Regions from separate parts of the Homo sapiens genome. Here region 2 is linked to region 1. A link is a loop called in an ENCODE intact Hi-C map of the cell type or tissue named here. Cell type or tissue: PC-9. All regions are shown on one strand.

The links. Hi-C counts contacts between places; a loop is a spot of excess contacts. Peaks named below come from ENCODE experiments on the same cell type or tissue, not always from the same donor. Only the 100,000 strongest peaks of a DNase experiment are listed, where the experiment ranks them.
Region 2: it touches region 1 in a loop (8-fold over the local background); 6 of 110 quality-filtered maps call a loop at or near these places.

What each region holds. Positions count from the first base shown.
Region 1 is chr22:30,826,826-30,834,825 of GRCh38, forward strand. All of the region lies in intron 2 of OSBP2 (oxysterol binding protein 2), which reads left to right. Among named protein-coding and RNA genes, the nearest start is that of MORC2-AS1, 91 kb to the right of the region's middle. RefSeq lists enhancers at 415-564, 2,931-4,130, 3,066-3,566, 3,567-4,067. In PC-9, no CTCF peak of the experiment used is centred here; DNase peaks (open chromatin) are centred at 3,426 and 4,266; H3K27ac peaks cover 3,221 bases.
Region 2 is chr22:30,878,094-30,886,093 of GRCh38, forward strand. The region is part of intron 3 of OSBP2 (oxysterol binding protein 2); the gene reads left to right. It overlaps LOC107985544 (a long non-coding RNA gene), which reads right to left. Exons shown (of 3, transcript NR_146603.1): 3 at 7,963-8,000. Among named protein-coding and RNA genes, the nearest start is that of MORC2-AS1, 40 kb to the right of the region's middle. RefSeq lists enhancers at 1-329, 330-1,071, 7,919-8,000. In PC-9, a CTCF peak has its summit at 4,308; a DNase peak (open chromatin) is centred at 4,218; H3K27ac peaks cover 2,562 bases.

The DNA.
Region 1 (8,000 bases):
GCATTCCCCTGGTGCACTCCCCTGGTGCACTGGGACTCCCCTGACTCAGGCTGGAGTCTTTCCTGCCCCCACCCTTTCCATTCTGGTCCCACTGTGGAACTCTGGAACAACCAGGGAAGCTCCAACAGGACAGTGGGTCTCTTAGGTGAACCTGGAGTGGGGGATCCTGGAGAGCTTCCTGGAGGAGGTGACACCCAGCTGTGTATTGGAGGATGAGTAAGTGGAGGAGGTGACACCCAGCTGTGTATTGGAGGATGAGTAAGTGGCAGGTGAGGATGGGGATGCTCAGTTAGGTTTCAGCGAGGTGTCAGGACCTCATGATGGGTGAGATATAGAAAGGGGCCCTGCCAGTGGGTTGCATCAGAAAGGACAGATGGGCAAGAAAGGATGTGAAGTGGGGAGTTGTGAGGGCACAGCTCTGCTGGCTCTGGAGGTGGTGTGTGGCTTGTGGAAAGGAGGCCTCATGGTAGTGCTGACCCCATTTATGTCTTCCCACACCGAGTTGTCACTGTTACTTGGTGTGACTCACTGTGAAGCGGTACCTTCTGCCATGCAAACCTAACATGACAGAGCCTCTGGCCACTTGCTTTTGGCCTAAGGTGGTGAGAATTCTACTTGGTGTCTTAAAATGATGGCAGTAATACGTATGGAAGCCCCTGCCCATCCTGGCACATGGTAGCTGCTCATTAGTAGTAGGATCCTTTCTATCTCCTCCAGTATAAATCTGGCTCCTTATAGGAATGCACATTATTTTACAAACAGACCTGTTGGGGAAGTGACGTTTTACTGCCATAATTTGCACAGAGGCCAGGAAGAACGGTTTCAAGGAGTCAACCTGTCAAGGCAACCATGGGCCCGTGGGCATGGGACAAGTCCAGTCCTTGGAGCCAAATGAGACCTAGGGGAGACATGGAAGAAGTCACCTCAGCTCCCTCATTGGAGGAGTGATGCTCCTCTGCAGCTTGGAATAAGGGGAAAGTGGGAAGCCCGTGGCCCACGGAAGGGTGCTTAATCAATGGTAGCAAGGAAGATAATCATTGGCCATATCATTGTACAGATGGGGAAACTGAGGCTCAAGGAAGAGAGATGACTTTTTCAAGATCACACAGGCAGGAGTGGGGCCAGAGCCTGCACCCCCAGCATTTAACCGCGTGTTGGTTGAATGGATGGTCAAGGGGAAGGCTATGGCCTGGGGACCCGCTGAACTCTTGAGGGGCCTGGCCTGAGTGAAGGCCACAGTGGGTGGGGCTGGGGACTCACTTTCTGGGGCAGAACCTCCGAGCCTGGGGAATACAGAGAGGTGATCTGGGGGGATTCCTTGTCATTAGAAAGAGGCTAAATGCCAGATGGAGGTCTCGAATCTTTCAATGCTTTTGAGGCAGAGTGAAGAACAGTAAATGGTAAAAGAAGACAGAATTTGTCTTTTCCGTTAGGCAGAAAATCTGGCCAACAGTGTCTGTCAGTCACTCACTCTGTCCCAGCAGCTGCGTAGGGCACATAGTGTCCACAGCCAGGTGACAGGCACCCAGCCCAGAGGGGCTGGGAGTAGCAGAGCCCAGCTCACCTCATCCCCAGGCCAGCATCCCTCTGACCCTGCACGCTGATCCCTTCCCATGAAGGAGAGGACTGGCATGGCCCTGGCTGCCCACACTCAGAGTCCAGGAGGCGCTGGCCATGCCAAGTAGAGAAGATTGAGAATATGCACAGAGCTTGAGGCATGCAGGAGTCCATGAGCTCTGAGGAAAGGCATTGCGAGTGGGCAGGGATCCCAGCAGAGGGCCCGACGTGGGCAAGCAGCTAAGGGGTGGATTGGGGGCACTGTATGTAAGAGTGTCCCAGGTAGGGGGAGCAGCATGTCGGAGGTGCCAGGAGGGCAGCACACCTGTGTGCATGTGAGTGTCACTGTGTGAAGGGCAGGCCTACAGGTAGAGAGGGCGAGAGCTCAAGGAAGGAGGAGAGGAGACGGGGGAGAGGTGGGCAGAGCAGGCTTCCCCCAGTGCTTGTATTGGCTATGCAGAAGTCCCCCTCAGCAAACAGGCTTCATGCCAACCCTGAGCCCCTAGGTAGCGAGGGGGCAGTTGTGCTGGACTGGAAGGGCCTGGAGGGAAAAGAGGGTCATGATGGGGCAGTGCAGCAGAGAAGAGGAGACCCTCGTGGGCCAAGCACCAGCCCTGTGCGCTTGTGGCTGTTCACTGTGCCACAGCATGCCCAGTGACAGTGAGGAAGGCATTGACAGTGTGGAGGCGATGGGGCTGGGACAGGCCCAGGCTCCCCCAGCCAGGCAGTCAAGGTTCTTTGCCACTGGTAGCCCCAAGGAGCCTGGAGAACATAGCGTGCTCTCCAGGGAGCTGGTTCATTTGGCGTTCACGGGTTGGCGTGCAGGGCTGCTGTGGGCTCACTTGGCACCTCGCGTGGATTAGAAAAGGATGCCTCTTCCTCAAGACCCTTTACCCCTACTTATTTTTTGTTTAGTTATTTTTTTGAGACGGAGTCTTGCTCTGGAGTCTTCCAGGCTGCAGTGCCGTGGTGCAATCTCGGCTCACTGCAACCTCTGCCTCCCGGGTTCAAGCTGTTCTCCTGCATCAGCCTCCCGAGTAGCTGGGATTACAGATGCCTGCCACCACGCCTGGCTAATTTTTGTATTTTTAGTAGAGATGGGGTTTCCCCATGTTGGCCAGACTGGTCTTGAACTCCTGAACTCAAATGGTCTGCCTGCCAAAGTGCTGGGATTACAGGCGTGAACCAAATCCTCCCAAAGTGCTGGGATTGCAGGCGTGAGCCACCACGCCGGGCCCTTACCTCTACTTATTTGTAAACTGTTGTAATAGTTTAAAATTGTTCTGATTTGTCAGAACGAGACTCTTCCATTTGCTGGATTTGCATTGTAATAAAAATAAATCTATAGTGTCTGTTGTGAATGGCACTTCCTAGGGCTGTGCAATGTACAACCTGCTCAACCATATGCAACAGCCCTGTTAATAAAAACAATTATTAGTAATAATATTTGACTGGTCCTGAAGGTAGCACAATGACCTCTGTTGCCTCTGGGCAAAGAGAGGGCTGCTTAGGTGCCAGGCTAAGACAGGTGACCCGACGGGGGCCAAAGTGGGAGCAGGGCTTGGGAGACTTCAGTGAAAAGATCTCAAGGTGGCTAGTGAAATGGAGAGAGGGGCCTGAGTCTGGATGCATGGGGTTGAGCTGGAGCTGGGACTGAGGGGTTTGCTGGATGTACATCTTCTTCTGACCTCATCAGGGAGTGTCCTGTAGGGCCCGGCCCTGCCCACTGCAGATTCATTCTCCTGGCATCTGGTTTTCCTATAAAGTGCCAGTCAGCTCAAACCAGCAGCAGCATCTGATCAAATAGATGAGCAATATGAATAAAAATGAAGTTATGGGCTTTGGGCTGCCAAAGATAAATTTCCTTTTATGTCCTGTTTCCCTGTGACGTGTGTGTTGAGTAATGATTCCTGACGCATATCTTCAGAAATAGTAGTTGCTCACACTGGGTGGTGTGTCAAGGCGGAAGGAGGCCACAGACTTGGGGAATGGAACCCCACCTGGACAGCGCCCTGGGGCTGCCTGCCGCATCCTGACCTGGCATGGCCATCAGCCTTTCGGCCATAGGTGGGGCTGGTTAGAGGACAAGTGTCTTTCCTGGTCAGGCCCACTGGGTGCATCCCTCCACCGCGGATATTTTTACATTAGAAGCAGCATAGTTTGTACGGGACAGGGCCCCTGGAATGTGACTCTTAGTTCATTAACCATTTGGTAACTGCTCATCTGCCTGGCAAAATCCCTTCCCCAAATCCCACTCCTCACCTGTCCCCCAGCACACATGCTTTGTTTTTGGCCAGACTTTCTGAGATTCAGCAGGACCAATCTTCTGTGCCCTAGGCATTCATTATTTTTAAGGGTTATTTACTGTTTAGACAACAATTCCAGATGTTCAAGAGCATGGCGTTTCCATAGCGCCATTATCCCTTTGCCACTGTTTTTAGGTCTCTATTTTTGGTCAATGTTTTTCCTTTATACAAACATCCTTTTAATATCATTGAGATCCAAAAAAAAAAAATGTCATTTTCACATGGCTGTACATCATAAACACTTTCCCACGTTATCGCAGGCTTTGTGTTTATTCGTTGGAAGGCTGTGGAATGCCTTTTCCTTCTGTTAGACATTTAGGTTCTTCCCAGATCACTGTAGCCAACTGCTGCCTGAGCATCTTTGGCATGTAAAGTTTTTCCTTTGTGTTTCTTTCCGGGACACATTGCCAAGAATGCAATCGCTGAGTCAAAGGGTGTGAATGCTTCCCTCTAGCAGCCCCATCACCCTTGGCAAGAACGTTCTGGTTCATGATGCTTGGGGCGGGTGTGGACAACACCTTGCTGTAAGCTTCCCTACATTAGACTTCCATCATTCTGAGAGATTATTCTTTGGCCAGTATAATGTGCCTTGTTTTCACTTGCAATTGACTAACCAAAAAGCATGAAGTGTCCTTACTAGTTCAGTTATTATTTGTTGTTGCTCTTTGATGGCTCGTCAGCTGCACTGTCTCCTGCCATTGTGTGGAAAACCAACGGAAGGCATTCTAAACGAAGTTGGTTTATGTTGTACGTGGCTGGAACCCAAGCCAGACAGGACTTCTTGGGACCCTGGCACCGATCCACTGTCCTTGGTGGTTGGGGTTCAGAGAAGTGGTCCCTGGAACTGTCATCCCCTAGCAAAACCTGCTTCTTGACTTGTGGGGCAAATGCAAAATGAAAATATAGGGCCCCTTGCAAAAATTATTAAGAATTTCAAGACAGCTGAGAATTAAATCAAGGGTAGGGCCCTTCTGAATTGGGGGTGATGCTGGCACTGCCCCTGTTCTCTGGAGTTATCTAGTGGGAGGTGGCTCACTTGACTGTACTGAATCCACTCTTTAGCTTTCCCAAGGGACATTCCAGATGCAGAGGTCCCAATCCAGGCATGGGTGAGAGTCTGATGGGAGGCCACTTATGGCCACCAACAGCCCCCATCCTGCTGCTGTGATCAGCACTCAAAGTCAGCACCACAGGAGAACCTGTTAACCACCCTCTCTGATCTCCTTGGCCCAAAGTTAATTGCCTTCTCCCATGGCTGTTTCTGTGCCTACTTTGACCTCACCCTGACCCCTGGTAGCTCTTTCTGGTGATGATCTGACCTTTCTCCTCCTGCTCCTCTTTGCCTGCTTTGGCCAAGCAGAACAAGTGACCAGGAAGCATCTCACTGTCCTGGGACATTCTGGGCACTTTTTCCAGTATGAGCCTTCATCTTTGTTGTGCCTACTTCACTCCCACCATCCCTCTCTGCCCTTCTGCCCTTGCCCCCTTCTTACCAGCTCAGTTTTCAAGATTCACACTGAAGTCCTTAATGTATCCAGAATTGATTTCTGTATATATATGTAAATGATATGAACTATGCAGTTAATTTTCTTTTTCTTTTTTCTTTTCTTTCTTTTTTTTTTTAAGATACAAAGTCTCGTTTTGTTGCCTGGAGTGCAGTGGCATGATCATGGCTCACTGCAGCCTCGACCTCCCCATCTCAAGCGATCCTCCCACCTCAGCCTCCCAAGTAGCTGGGACTACAGGCATGTGCCACCACACCTGGCTAATTTTTTTTTTTCCTGTAAAGATGGGGTTTTGCTATGTTGCCCAGGCTGGTTTTGAACTCTTGGCCTCAAGTGCTCCTCCTGCCTTGGCCTTCCAAATGCTGGCAGGAGCTGCTGCTTGTATTGTGCAAAGCAGGTAATTTAAGTGGCTGCAGATAGCCGCTCACAGTTGGAATCATTGTTTGGACTCATTCTTAATTGGAAATGCCAGGCTCTTTCTGTGATCACGGTCACGATCTCCTTGAAGACAGCAGAGTTTCCTTGCGGGGTATTAACTTCTCAGGGGCCTCCGAAACATGCTGGCATTCTCAATGGACTAGATGGATTTCCACAGAAGGAAGGGGAGGTGACCCTGGTCTCAGGGCTGGGCAGTGGCGCACTGCAGGGGAGCTGGGGTGGAGTGCCCAGCTAGCCACAGCAGCAGGAGCTGCATTCCAGGAGTGTCTCCCTGTGAATTGCATAGAGTTTAAAGTTTTTAAAATGGCCCTTGGCTTGATTTAGTTCTTACTCTCATGGGAAATGTGGCCATAGATACTCGTGTTCTTTTTCCACATTTTTCAAAGTTTGATTCAGAAAGGTGTCAGTGCGCGAGTTCTCACATTGAGTTGAGAAGGATTCAGTCACCCATATGAAAGAAAATGTTATAGCCATAGAATCCTAGACTGTCACTGTCAGATGGGGTCTTAGAGATGATTTACCAAACCCCTATGGTACAGACAAGGAAACTGAGGCCTAGAAACACACAACTGTACAGCTAGGAAGGCATGGAGCCAGCCGTCCGCTGTTAGAGATTAGAGGACATAATCCCAAATCATCACCGTTTGGCTGTTAAAATAATTCATGACTTTTTTTTCCTGGTTACCAAGATAGTTCATGCTCATTGTAGAAAATCCAATAGGAAAAAAAAGCATCTAAAAGAAATTTTAAAATAAGCGTAATTCTGTTGCAGAGATAACCACAAATAATACTAGCTACTTACTGTGCATGGAGCTCCTGGGCCATACACCTACATGTGTAATTGAGCTCTGCTTGTCCCTTGACCTGTCACCCTGAACCTCAGCTGGTTTGAGGTCCCTCCCTTGATTTTGTAGGTGTGGCAGCTGAGACATTGACGCAGAATTTGCCTTGTCACACAGCCATAGTAAATGGACTCAAAGCCAGCCACTAGTCTCACCATATACCAGAACCAGGATTTAATAGCATTTTAAATTGTGTTGAGAATTGAAAACAGTATCTCATTATTGAATGAGTGTATCTTTGCTAGAATTTCTATTGGGTTTGAATTTTTTTCTTCTAGTGTATTAACCTCTTGCAGGTCTGGGACTTCATCATCATATGCCAGTTTTGTCTAGTGTTGCACCTAAACCATGGTGATATGATTATTGCAGTTGGAAAGTATGTTTTCTATAGTAGGGCAGATCTTCTCTTATCAGTGTTTTTTTACCAACACTTTGTTTTGCAAAATTTCAAACAGAAAAGTTGCAAGAACTGTATAATCAACACTTGTACACCCACCACATAGATTCTACCAATAACATTTTACTATATTTACTTGATCACCATTTATCCTTCCATACATCCCTCTCTTTAACCATCAGTCCATTTTTTTTTTTGACATAGGGTCTTGCTCTGCTGCCCACGCTGGGGTGCAGTGGTGTGATCATAGCTCACTGCAGCCTCTAACTTCTAGGCTCAGGTGATCCTCCCACTTCAGCCTCCCAACTTTATTCATTTTTACTGCCATATAATATTCCAGTGTAGGAATATAGAACATCCACTCATCAGTTGATGGACATTTGGGTTATTTCTACTTTGGGGCTATTATAAATCTTCTATGAACTTTTCTATGAACACAAAAGCGCATAAACTTTTGTGTGGATGTATGTTTTCTTCACTCTTGGTTATATACCAAGGAGTGGGATTGCTAGGTAATATAGTTTAACTTTTGAGAGACTGCTCAACTGTTTTTCATAGAGACTGCACCATTTTACATTATCACAAGGAATGTATTAGGATTCCAGTTCCTCTAAATCCTTGCTCTAACACATGCTACTTTCTGGGTTTTGTTTGTTTTTTAATCACTGTCATCCTGTTGGAAGTGAAGTAGTTATTTCATGGTGGTTTTGTTTTGCATTTCTCTAATAACTGATAATGTTGAACATCTTTTCATGTGCTTACTGGCCATTTGTATATTTTCTTTGAAGAAATGCCTATTTAAATCCTTTGCCTATTATCTATTTGGGTTGTCTTTTTATTCTCGTATGAGTTATTTATATATTCTGGATACAAGTCCCTTATCAGATACATTTTCAGAAATATTTTCTCCTATTCTATGGATTGTCTTTTCTTTTCTTTTCTTTTCTTTTTTTTT
Region 2 (8,000 bases), 51 kb after region 1:
GGGAGCCACAGGAGGGGAGGTTGGAGTGAAGAGGAGGCCAGTCACAAGGGACCTTGTGCTGACAGTGTTCTGCTTCCACTTGAAATGAGACAAAGGACTCAATGCCAAGTGACTCAATGCCAATGTCAATGACTCAAGGCCAAATAAAATGATCCCACGTGCATTTTAGCAAGACCCCTCTGCTGTTTGGAGAATGCGCTATCCGCGAGGCAGGGGCAAGTGCTCGGAGACCCTTCGGGGGCCCCTTGGGCAGAGAAAGTAGAGCTGGCGCCCGTGAGAGTGGGCAGTGCTGCTCTGAGCTGAAGGCAGGGACAGCAGAGTTGCTGTGTGGTTGAGAAAAGAGGCCATGGGGAAGGACCCCATGCTGGGGGCCTAAGCCGCTAGAGAATGGGGGCCTTGCTGTCTGACGCCCTGCTTGGCCCACACATGGTTCCGCAGGATGCAGGAGGGTCTTTCCCAGGAGTGGGTTTTGTGTAGCCAGTGAGTGGGCAGAGCTAGCTTGCAGAGCTAGCTCGAGGTGCCCAGTGCAGGCAGAAAGCAGGGCTGGGCTGGCCAACAGAGGGTAGATGCTTACCAGGCCTGATGGGAGAGATGCCGCACTCTTGGTCCCTGGGTTTACCAAGGAAGGTAGCATCCCTCAGGAGACACACTTTGGTGCCTGCCGCAGGGCTGGCTGGGCAGTATGGGGTGCCTGCGACATCCTGATGGCAAGGACATGGGAAAACCTGGGGAGGAAGGGCACCCGGCACAGCCAGCACTCGATGGAGTCGGCTCGGGGGACACTCCACTTGGGGACACTCCAGCTGCAAGGGCAAAGTATGAGGGGGAAGTAGGAGACATTGGGGGCACCAGATAGAGTGGGCACTGGGGGTAGCCAGGGGCTGCTGGGAAGAGGGTCACAGGAACAGAGACAGCAACCTGGGGCCCTCAGACAGGGCTTCTGATGTGGGGCATCATAGAAACAAAGACCCGCATCAGAAGGGGCCCCACTGCTGGACATGCTGAGGCTTCTCTGAGGCCCCTCTTGGCTCACGGCCCAGGAGATCACGTGGGGCTCCTTAGGCCAACCCAGGCAGGGGTGAGAGGCCCGGAGCTGCCCTCCCTTGTCCCTCCGGGGCCTGTGGGGCAGGTTTCTGCCCAGCTGACCACCGTCCTGCTCTGACAGCTTGCTCATCCAGGGCCTGGGGAGATGGGTAAAAATAGATTCCAGATTTGTCTAAAATCAGTTGGCAAACTGGAAGCCAGATGGTGTTGGTTCCTGTGTGCGAGTGGCAAACTATTTTGAATGTGGAGAGGCTATTTTAAAGTTTTAATTGGACTGGAAAGCTGCTTCACCAGTGCCGAGAGTGAGTCAAGTCAAGGAGACATTCTGATCGACCCCCGGTGGGGACTGGGAAGGGCTGAAACCCCTGTGTGCTACCAGCCTGGGCCAAGCGCTCCTGTGAGGAGCAGGCCCTGGAAGCTCCGCCTCGGGGGTCAGGCAGGTGATGGAGACACAGCATGACAGCTTGGCTGGGCCAAAGGGATCCCCGGGGGAGCCCAGCACTTCCCCTTGTGGCTCCATGGGTCCCCAGTCTGGGTCTTGGACACTTAAGACCAGAATCGCAGTGCAGCTCCTTCCTGCCTTTGTGAGGCACCTGCTGAGCTTGGGTTTCATCTTGTGTAAAGTGAAGCCAAGCCAGGCATGGTGGCTCATGCCTGTAATCCCAGCACTTTGAGAGGCCGACGCGGGCAGATTACTTGAGGTCAGGAGTTTGAGACCAGCCTGGCCAACATAGTGAAACCCTGTCTCTACTAAAAATACAAAAATTAGCCAGGTGTGGTGGCAGGTGCCTGTAGTCCCAGCTCCTCAGAAGGCTGAGGCACGAGAATCGCTTGAGCCTGGGAGGCAGAGGTTGCAGTGAGCTGAGATGGCACCACTGCACTCCAGCCTGGGCAAGAGCAAGACTCTGTCTCAAAAAAAAAAATAGGTGAGGCCAGCCCGCCACTCCTCAATGGCAGGGGAGGCAAGATCCTGTTACTCCAGTGAGTCCCCTGGCCATGCAGAGGGGTTCAGGGAGACCCTGACTCTCTGCGATCTCACCGCTCATCACCTTCAGAACCCCAGGCTGGTGAGAGGCAGGGTCTGTGGCAACAAGGGATGTGAGGATCAGCGTGGAGGGTGGGTAGCCTTGGCCCTAGAAACCTGGAGAGCAGAGGGTCCTCCGGCCGCCCACCTGGGAGCCCAGAGCCAGAGGGCAGACACGTCAGATGCCTGGCAGGTCCTGGACCAGCCGCAGATAAGAACACGGCCCTTTCTCCCATTATCCCTGCACCAGGGGTGCTGGGACCTCCTGTGTGTGCTAATGGCTGGAGCCAGTTTCCTAGCCTGGACCATATGGGCATTTGGCCCATCTCCCCACCTCCTCCGTGAGCCCAGTGGCTGCCCACGTCAATGCCCAGCAGGCCTCTGGTGCCTCCCTCACATCCCTGTCTAGAAGGGAAGTTTCCAGGAAGCCACTGAAGGCCAGACAGGGTCCTGGCTCTGCATGCTCCCAAGAGCCTGAGAGGCTGCCCTAGGTCACACACAGGGGACCCAGGCTAGCTGACCTCACACCTTGCTCTCCCGCCTGGCCTGGGGAGCAGTGAGATCACTGTCAGGATTAGGATTAGGATTAGGAACAGCAAAAGCGATTAGAGTTTGTCCTCCTCTTCCTGGGGTGCATCTGGGCAAAGGTTTCCAGGTCAGAGATGCTCAATGTCTGTCCCATGGGGCACCGGTGACCAGCAGCAACCCCTGCTCAGACCTCACATGGCATGGCCCCTGACTTGGTTTCCCCTGGGTGGGCAGCCCTTACAGCCTTCTTCCCCAGGCCAGACTTCTCAGTAGGGAGAGTCCCTGGTGGTCAGGCAGGGCCTGGACTCCCCAGGTGGGGCTGCCCCAGGGCGGAGACCCCCCTTGTCTGTCGAGCTTTGTGGTTCTCACTCTGCTTGGGGGCAACTCGACAGGCTCCCTGCCCTCCCCATGGAGACAGGACCACACTGCCCAGGGGCTCTGCACCCCAGGCCGGCCCCTCTGCATCTCAGAGCACCCATACCCCCAACACCCCTTTCACCAGAACCCTCTGTGCAGCACTTGGGGGTAGGCAGAAGGGGCAGGGCCAGGACACTGGAACTCTGTCCCCACGCTGAGGACAATCAACCTGACAGGTCACAGAATCAGGGACTCTGTAGGAGCCCAGGAGGGCGCCAGGAGATTACAGGCCTGTCCCAGGATTGGGCAGTGGGGTAGCACCCATGCAGGGCCCAGGTACCACCTCCAGCTCCCACTAGGACCCCTCACTCTCTTCCCCTTAAACAATTCAGGACACAAATGTGCGGGTAGGGGGCTTCAGGTCAGCCCGTCTCTCCTCCTGCTCACAGCTGAGCACGAGTCTCCTGGCCCCAGGTAGAGTTGTCACACAGCCTCAGAGAAATGAGACCACGTTCAGGCCTGGGCTGGGTCAGCCAGGCCCTCCCTGGGCCCCTGGGAACCTCCCCCTGCCAGTCCCTCTGCCGGGCCCCAAGCCTAATCCAGCTTATCAAGCACACAGCACACAGCCCAGCTCAGCATTCTGAGAACAGCAGGGCCACGCCAGGCGCCTGCCTCTCCCCACAGCACAGCCAGGATGGGGCCTGGAGAAGGCCGGCAGCAGCAGAGGAGACCCTGGGAGTCAGGGATGGACACCAGGTGGGTGCATCCGGGCTGGGGGAGGTGGACGGGCTCTCTGCATCCATGGGGTGACCAGGCAGCTCATGTGCTGTGGGGGTAAAGGTCTTGGGTGCAGCCACATGAGGCCTTTGATATTAGGGCACAGCAGTTTTCACCCTGCCCCGCTTTTAGGTGACTGTGACACTCTACGACCTGCATGTGCCCAGCCTAGGCACATGTACCCAAATGAGGCCCAGCTGTCCTAGGGACTTCCTGTCTCCCTGCTGCACGATGCCAGCTGGCCCTTTGGTAGCCTTGAGGGGGACTGAGGTCACTCACGGCCAGTGTATCAGCCAGCAACCCTGGCTGTGTGTACAAAGTCCTCAGCTGGGGCTAAGGGTGCTGGGAGGCCACCCCTTCTCCCTGAGGCTAGGGCTGGGCTCTGTTGCTTGGACAGGGTTATTCCCAGGCAGCCTGGTTAGTGAATATCTCCCAGGAACCTAGCTCCACACCAGGAAGGCTCTGGGATCCCACAACATCCCTGCCCTCAAGGGGCTCCCAGACGGCAATCAAGATTTGGCTTTACAAAGTAAACCCTAACAGCACTGGTTCCATACCCTGGGGGACATGCAGGTGAGATGCTCAGGGACTTGGATCCTGGCCCTACACACACCTCCTTGTGGCCTTGGGCGAGTCCCTCAGTCACCCTGAGCCTTCATTTCCTCCTCGGTCATGCACACTATAAAAAAAAAAAAAAAATCTACCTCAGTGCTTGTAAGAATGCCTGCAATGCCCTGCCCCACAGTGGGCCCGCGGTGTGAGGGAGGTGGGGCTGGCATCAGAATCAGCAGGAGGGTTTGAATTTGAGCCAGGGAAAGGCAAGAAGACAGGATACCTGGTGGGCCACACTCAGGGCCCTGGGAAGGAACGGAGCCCCAGGAGATGAGGCTGGAGAGGATTGGAAACCATTTTCTATGAGAGGCTATCAGCTGCCCGGATCTGTGGAAAAAACAAATACTCCATTTTCCCTTGAAGGAGAAAATAGTCATTTCTAAAGTATTAGAGTCCCTGTGAACAGCAAAGGTAGGAGGTAGGGGGCCTAATTCATCTTTGTTCTCTGGTCATCTTTCCCTCTTTGCTTTTGCTGCTGGGAAGCCCAGGCACCCTCAGATGTGAGTTTGTGGGAATTCTTACCATGACCTTTGGCTACTATTTTAAACTGCTGTTGTATGGCTCTTTCATAAGTCTTGTAAATGACATGAGGTATATGAAAACAAAGCACCCATCTATGTGAGAACTTGTGGATGGAGAGGATGATTCTGGGGGCTGTAGGAGACTGGCAGGAAGTGATGGTGCAGGGATGAGGGAGGGCGGGGCAGAGGCCTTGTGCAGCCAGATAGGCAAGAACCCAGAAAACCATGAAGCACCAATTCACTCTCACCATGCACAGCACAGCCCTGGCCTCTGCACCCCTACTTGCATCAGGCAGGCAAGGGGATCGTGCCTTGTGTGGAGGTGGCCCTGGGGCTAGACAGACCTGGGATCCCATCCTGTTCACCCTGTACTGACCCGATTAGCCCCTTCTCCCAGTCCCGGGATGCAGGGGACTTCCCTGAAGCAGCACCCAGGGAGATGAGGGTGTCCTTCCTCACTTGCACTCTGAGCCTTGAGACCAGCTCAGCAGAGCCTGGAGACCTGCATGGGCCAGGGTCAGCAGAGCAGCAGTGTCAGAGAGCCCATGAACAGGTGGCTGGAACCAAGACTAACTTGACAGAGCACTGGGCCAAGCTTAGGGCAATGTGGGGAGGAGGGCCTCCTGGGAGCTGCAGCCAGGTAGGATGTTAGAGCAAGCTCTCAGTTGAGGACCTGGGTTCTGGATCTGGCTCTGCCACCTCCTTGCTGGGTGCCCTCAGGGCTAGCTTTGCTGTCTTGGGATGGGGTGGGAGTCTCTGTCTACCCAACTCATGGGGCTTCTGTAAGGGTCTGGAACATTCCTGAGGCACCCAGAGGGATACCGTCCCCCTGCCTCCGCCACCGCCCTTACACCCACTGGCACAAAACCAGCAAAGAGGTGCCATCTGGTCTGGCTGCTGGGGCACATTGTCTCTGAGTCTGTTTTCAGGGTCCTCACTCTAAGGCCTACAGCAGTGAGAGAGGGACAGGGTTGTGGGTGAAGCAGGACGGCCGCTGTAGGACTCCAGGTGGTGAAAGGCTCGGCTCCCAGTCACAAGCCAGGGAGCAGTGGAGTCAGGCCTGGAGCTGCGTCTCCCAGGACTCACCCAGGCCCACTATGGGGTCTGCAAATTGTATGATGGACAGTGACTGCAGTCCCACACCCAAGGGACAGCCTTATAAGACCCATGAACTCAAAATAGCCCAGACCTTCAACACCCTGGACTCAGTCTCACACATCATCAGGATGAGGCGCATGAGATAAGGAGGTTTCTTTCTTTCCTCGAGGAGGCCTTTCCCCCTGCCTCAACCTGCAGGGAGGAGACCTTCATCTGTCCAATGGGGGTGACTGCACTCCTCCCACCTGGAGAATTTTGCCGGATGAGCGGAGACAGGGCAGCTTGTGGGCACAGCATCTGTCGGGCATCACCGTCTGTCTCACAGAGAGGATGTGGGCTCAGAGGGTCCAAGGGGCTTCTGCTGGAACCCAGGTTTTCCAACTCCTGATAGTGCACCCCTGGCCACCACACTCTGCTGGCTTCCTTGGGCAGGCCATGTTGCATCTCCAGGCCCCATTTCACATCTCTGGGATGAGGAGGCACACCTTGCCCTGCCCACCCTGTGTGGTGCTTGAGGGAGATGGGGGAGGGAAGGTGCCCAGAGGAGGGCTTGTTCAAGGAGTGGCATCCCTGGGGCAGGCTGGGGGCCCCTTTCCACCGAGCCAGGCCAGCCACGAGAGCTCGGGCTCTCCCTGTGGGGTGGGCGAGTCCCCAGGCAGGGTGCCCCAGTGCACAGCCTTGGGGAGCCTCCCACCCTTGGAGGTGTTCTCCTGAGGCCGCCTCAGGACACCCCCGTCTCGCTCCCACTGCTGTCAGTCCCACCCCCCGGTAGGTGTCACTTGGCAGCAAATGTCTGGGAGCAGCTGCTGATTCAGGGGCATTCCTGGCACAGTCGCTGGAGAGACCGACCCAATGGGCAGGCATCTGAGCGGTTCTGACTGAGGGGCAGGCCGTTGCCTGGGAGAGCGATGCTGCAGAGGTCTGAGGAGTGGTGGGAGTTAGTGGTTGTGGCCTGGGCACCAGGTGCCAGGGCAGATGCGGGAGGGGATCCATGAGGCACGTCTGTTGAGTGCTCCCTCGCCCTGCCTGCCACATCACCTCCTGATATTTCCTCAACAGCTGCCTTGTCCCTGTGTCACAGGTGAGGACTGGTGTGCCCATCTTCCTCCTTTGGGGTGGGACAGCCTGTGATGTGCATGGAGCTCAGTGGGTGCTCCAGGTCAGCTGGGGCAATTGGGTGGGGAGGAAGTGCTGGGGAGTGGCAGCTGGGGCCACTGATGCAGATGCGGGCCAAGGAAACGTCCCTTCCTACTGGCTTCAAGAATGTGTCCAGAAAGGGCAAATCCAGAGGTTCCTAGATTTGATCTCACTGCCCTCCAGGGACAGCTGAAGCCTGAGCCATCCTCTCCACTGTAATGACAGGGCAGAATGACCAACCCCTGCTTCAAAACTGGTGGTGGAACCATCTGTGGACCTGGGAAGCTGAAAAGATTCTGGATGTCTCAGTAGGCCACAAGCTTGAAGGGAAAACCTTAAAAGCAGTTATGTGATTCAGACTCTGATGTAGCTTGGTAGAAAGTGCCAGTCCCACTTCTGCCAGACAAGACCAATTACCTCTCTGAGCTGGGGAGGATAGCAGAACGTGGCTTTCCTTCCTTCTGTGCCACGGCCAGGGACTGGCCCAGGGTAGACAAGGGCCAGTGACAAACCTGAGGCCTAACACTGCAGGGAGGACGTGGCCGCAGAATGCTCGGGCCCTACCATAATGAGCAACAGCAGCCACCTCAGCTCCAGGCTGAACCAAACCAGCTGCTGCTGGGGAGGCAGCGTGCAGACCCGTGGCACCCAGGTTTGCTGTTCCCCAACTGGCATCCTGACCGTGGGAGGCCAACCAAGGTGGGTGCTGGTTGCTGGGCGGGCTCTGAGAAGGCCAGGGTTCCCACATCCCCAAGGAGGCCAAAGGGGGCAGTAAGCATGTTTGTGACCATCCCAGCAGAGGGGGCAGCTAGATGGCCCCCAGGGCCTTCTTCACTGCAGGTGTCAACAAAAACAGACTCTGCAAAATATTTGAAGAGATTTATTCTCAGCCAAATATGAGT